2 separate regions of the Homo sapiens genome follow, and region 2 is linked to region 1. Evidence: read pairs that join two places in POLR2A ChIA-PET (ENCODE). Cell type or tissue: MCF 10A. All regions are shown on one strand.

The links. ChIA-PET counts read pairs that join two places held together with the same protein. Peaks named below come from ENCODE experiments on the same cell type or tissue, not always from the same donor. Only the 100,000 strongest peaks of a DNase experiment are listed, where the experiment ranks them.
Region 2: POLR2A ChIA-PET joins it to region 1 with 12 read pairs; 4 of 35 experiments call an interaction of 5 or more read pairs at or near these places.

What each region holds. Positions count from the first base shown.
Region 1 is chr18:8,799,411-8,801,910 of GRCh38, forward strand. The region is part of intron 9 of MTCL1 (microtubule crosslinking factor 1); the gene reads left to right. Among named protein-coding and RNA genes, the nearest start is that of GACAT2, 93 kb to the left of the region's middle. RefSeq lists an enhancer at 768-1,967. In MCF 10A, no CTCF peak of the experiment used is centred here; DNase peaks (open chromatin) are centred at 1,301 and 2,001.
Region 2 is chr18:8,684,454-8,686,953 of GRCh38, forward strand. No RefSeq gene overlaps it. Among named protein-coding and RNA genes, the nearest start is that of MTCL1, 20 kb to the right of the region's middle. In MCF 10A, no CTCF peak of the experiment used is centred here; DNase peaks (open chromatin) are centred at 1,038 and 1,368.

The DNA.
Region 1 (2,500 bases):
TCTCCCTGAATAACATGACTCAAGGAGGAGATGATACTTGCAAAGGAACTTTTATTCACAGCCATCAGAAAGTATGCCATTATGCCAGTGTCCATGGGGAGAATTTAGGTCATGGAATGAGTTTTCCAGCAATAATCTAGTTAGAAATGAAAATGCTACTTTGCAAATAATGCTTTACAATCTACTAATTTTACTTTTTGAAAAGAAATGTTGTCATTCAATCCCATAAAGCATCTGTGCTTACCTCCCATAATATTGCCACTGATGGCCACTGTTCCCACCTCGCCACAAACCTGCTGCGTCTAAGAAAACGTGTTTCCCACGCATTCACGCAGATGCTCTGGACAAGGAGAAAACCTCGCACATCTGGTTTTCTAAACAACAGTCATAGAAAATGTTACTGTCAGGGTGGAAAATAACGTGAAGTCACTCAGCTGGAACCTTACATTCAGCATATTTTATTGTCATTTCCCTTTGCCTCCTGCTTCTTCCAACACTAGTTTTTAGCGATTACCCACGAAAGTGGAGATGGACCCGTGAGCTTCCACTGCGGGCCATGTGTGATAGAAGCACGTGGCGGGGTGGGGTCCAGACACTCAGACCCAGGTCTGCCAAGTGGGCCAGTGTTCACAGTAGTGAGTAAGGAGCTCACTAACGCATGCACAACCCTCTGTCTGTCCAAGGACGGAAGATGGACGAGCTCTACTGTAACGACAGCTGGTTCTCTGGGAGGGAACATTCCCGGTTAGAGGATTTGCCTCTCTGTGACTGGCATGAGTATTAGCCAGGCAGCTGGGATGCAAGAGCCAGGGTACGTGTCTCACAGAGCTGCACAGAGCCGGGCCGTTCCCGAAACGCCGAGCACCTCGCAAGGCGATTAGTAGCATGGGAAACCTAGCCAAGCCGTTTTCCCAAGGACAAGTTCTCAGTCACAGTATTCCTCAGGCCTTGGTCTTTGCTTTGTGACATATGGAACGTTCTCACAATTGAACTCAAGTAGATGGCAACATTTATCACGTCCACAGAGGTTTAAAAAAAACTGCATATACCGATCAACCTTGGGATGGCTCATAACAAATCATCAGGTTGGCAAACATTTGGCTCCGCAGACATTCCCTGTTTCCCTGTCTTCAGCCACGTGAGCTCGCAGTCATGACCTGGGCGCTTTAGAGCCACAGTGAATGCTTTCAGTTTCCCCAGCCATCCTGAAGAGCAGAGGCTGCGCACACGCAAGAGGGAATCTTACAGTTTTCCTTGAGCTCCAAGACTCACGCCACTGCGTTAAGCATTTGAGGCCAGCATTCCTAAGGCTGTTTATGCATTTCATGCTGATTAGTAATTCCTGGAATCCAGCTACTTCACACAAGGTGATTAATGGTGTGGGAATGATGGCCCTGGGGTGCCAACAGCTTGTTTTCCCTACTTGGATTAACTGATTTGAAAAGAAGTTACTTTTTCATTCAGGGATGTGACCTAATTATCATTTAGTAAAACAACTAAGTAAAAAAAAAAAAAAGTGTGAAGAACTTAATATAAAATTCATAGCAAGAGCTGAAGGAATTGTGTTTCATATTTAAGTCTTCACCTGCTACAGGCCACTGAAGAGCCTCATCCAGTCCAGCCTCAGGACTGAGTAGACTCCACTTCCCTGGACCTCTGCTCCTTGTCGGGGCTTCTGTGCTGCGTTAGGGCCTTCGGGGGCTGCCTGAGAAGTCAGCCTTTCTCCTGCAGACAGAGAGCCCTTGGCTCCCTGGGCTTCCGGGGCTGTGGCTCTCCCAGGCCCCAGCAGTCTTCCTTTCTGGCCATGCAGGCTGCCCACCTTTGCTTGCCCAAGATGAAAAACTTCCAGAAAGAGCACCCTTGCCAGAGGAGGCCTCACATCAGAACTGTGATCTGCCTGACTTTTTTTTTTTTTTTAATTAGAAAGTTATCTTGAGCCTAGATGGTATTTACATTTCAATTTTGTACGTCATACCGTGATTCATTCTTCAGTTTATCCTGCAACTGGGAGGCCTCCCCTATAAGGCGTGCTACTCTTTCTGTAAGAGGAACCAGACCAGAGCTTAGGATCTGAAGCGTTTTATCTTTGCCGTGTACTTGTGGTGGCAGTTGTTCTGTCACTCTTTAAGTAGCCCCTGCGTGAGGTAAAAATTCACATGTGCAGATGGGTGCTTGATGAAAGGACTCTCCTTGCCCCATCCTACCTCCCAGAGTTAACCATGGCCTGCAGTTTGCCACAGGCCTTCCAAAGTGCGTAACTAAGCCTGGGACCTCACAAATAAGTCTCTTCCCTAATGGCCACCTGATTTTCATCAGACTTGCCCTGGTTTCCTAAGCCTTTGGGCTGATAACTGTGTTTACAGCTTGTTAAATATGTGCCTCATTTATTCTTTCCCGGATCCACATTCATTCTTGGGAAGCTCTCAGTGGCATTTGTGGAGACCACAGCCCAGAGCCCTCCTGGACAGGATCACCGGGCAGACTCTTGGCCAGAGGGCAG
Region 2 (2,500 bases), 110 kb before region 1:
CAAATTCTCTGGTCACGATCGAACAACTGAATAGGAAACTCTGTAGGTGGGACCCCACAGTGTGAGATCCAGGTGATGCTGACATGCATGACATTTAAGAACCTCTGTACTCGGGACACTGAAGCTCACATAGTGCTTGTTGGATTCCTCTAAAGACTGAGCTTGGGTTGGGTTGTACAGGAGTGAAGGGTGTAACCAGAACAGGCTCCTTGCGCGATGCACACAGCACGTCAATCCGCTAAGACCACCAGGTTGCAGCAGAGAAAGAGGTTGAATCATAGGGTCACTGAACAAGGAGATGGGAGGGAACCTCAAATCCACCTCCCCAAGGAGTTTGGGGCCAGGGTTTTTAAGGGTTTGGAGTGGGCCAAGACATGGAGCTCGTTGGTGGGATAGTGCAGGGTGAAGTCGTCGGACAGGGAGAGGAAGTAGCTGTGTTTTCAGGCTGATCCCTTCCTCTGTGGGGTCTTCAAACTGGGTGCTGGAACTCAGGGTCTGAAAAACATCTTAAGTTAAACAAAGTCCTCATGCTTCTAATGTCAGCGATCATGTCTATAAGAACAATGGGGAGGCAAATTAATTCTCACACAGTCTTCTGACCCTGTGTCAGAAATCTCAGAAACAATAGGGAGACCTATGGGTCAGGGTCTACGGCTTCATGACTTTCAGCAATAAGGCAGTGGGCCGGAGTGCAGCCTGCCTGATGCTGATTATAAGTATATTTCTGTCCAGAACCCAGCACGCAATTTTTGTTAATCCTGTGGGGACATATCCACATGCCAGTTTTCCATATTCTTCTTGGCTCAAAGTGGCCTCTCTTCAATAAATAAATGATCCCCTTGAGAGGGGCTTAGACAGTGACCCGGTGAAAAGCCTCCCACTGTTTCCACTGTGGACTGTGGAGCTTTGTTCAGACAACAGGCCCAACTGTGGCTCCACTGGCCCTGCGATAACCCTACACTGTTGGCTGGCCTGGTTCCCCGTCCAGAAGGAGTTTAATGAGGAGGTGAACATGAGCACTCCTCACAGCGAACGTGCCCGAGCAAGTCAGCAGGACTCAGATTTGCTTGCAGTTGTTAGCCAAGCTGATCTCCTGCTGACACGTTTAGCTCGGGGACAATGTCCTGTCCCCAGACAGGAGGCCTGAAAACTTGACAGATGGCAAGAGCTAGCATCTTTCTTTAGGATGAGAAGCAGGGAAGAAGCCCTCATAATTGGAGGAACACACATTTTAAGAAGGAAAAAAATGGCCACTCCTTACTAGATCATTCCTCACCAGCCCCTCCCGTCTTCCTCAGGGGAAAACTGCTTTCTCTTTCCTCTGTGCCCCAGGGCAGCTCCAACTCCTCCGACGCAGCACGATACTGTTATCCTTGCTTCTAGACTGGCTCCTTAATGAGACTCTTTGAGGGCCAAAGCAATGATTAGTCATCTTTGTGTTCTCTGTGTTTGGCAAAATGTATTTGCTGGATGAATGAGCTTTAACTAGGGCTGGTGCAGATGTTTGGGTGGCAAGGGGAGTTGGCTAGCAGATCCTAAAACCCAGGCAATCAGCCCTTCCTGACTGTAGATTCCCGTTGGCCTCGCACGCACACACACATATACACATCTTAATGGTGATTTCAGGACACTTAAAATTCCCTTTCAGTTTAAAAAACCTTTAAATGGGCCGGGCGCGGTGGCTCACGCCTATAATCCCAGCACTTTGGGAGGCCAAGGTGGGTGGCTCACCTGGGGTCAGGAGTTCGAGACCAGCCTGACCAACATGATGAAACCCTGTCTCTACTAAAAATTCAAAATTAGCCGGGTGTGGTGGCACTTGCCTGTAATCCCAGCTACTCGGGAGGCTGAGGCAGGAGAATCACTTGAACCTGGGAGGTGGAGGTTGGAGGCTGCAGTGAGCTGAGATCACGCCATTGCACTCCAGCCTGGGTAAAAGAGCAAAATTCCATCTCAAAAAAAAAAAAAAAAGCTTTCAATGGCTATGGTGGCTAGTTGCAATGGTCCATTCAAATAGAAGAATTAGTTTCCACTGCCTTACTCCCAAAGAACACACACATCTTACAGAAAGGTGAGATACTACTCATGTGTAGGGTCATTTCGGTTCCCATCACAGAATGCAAAGAAAAGCACTGGAAATTCAAACTGCATTGTGTCAACCTTATTGGTTCCTTCGGGGCTGCTGAGAAGTGTACTTATGTGTTCTCAGTGCACAGAGGTTTGCTAAGGAAATGTAGAGTGTCAGCAAGACCAGGGACACTGTTTTCTTAGTTGAGCGAGGTGGCTTTATTCAGGGACTTGGACATTTGCATATCAGCCTCACGATTGCAGGGACAGCAGGAGCTGGCATGAATTAGGCTGGTACTTGATATGCTAATTACAGTTCTCTATAATCTTTGAAGGCTGTTTGGAAAGAGAATTTAGAATTGGAGAGAATGGAAACGCAGTTAGGTTAAATGACATGCCCAAAGGTCTCAGAGCTAATCAATGGGAAATTTGC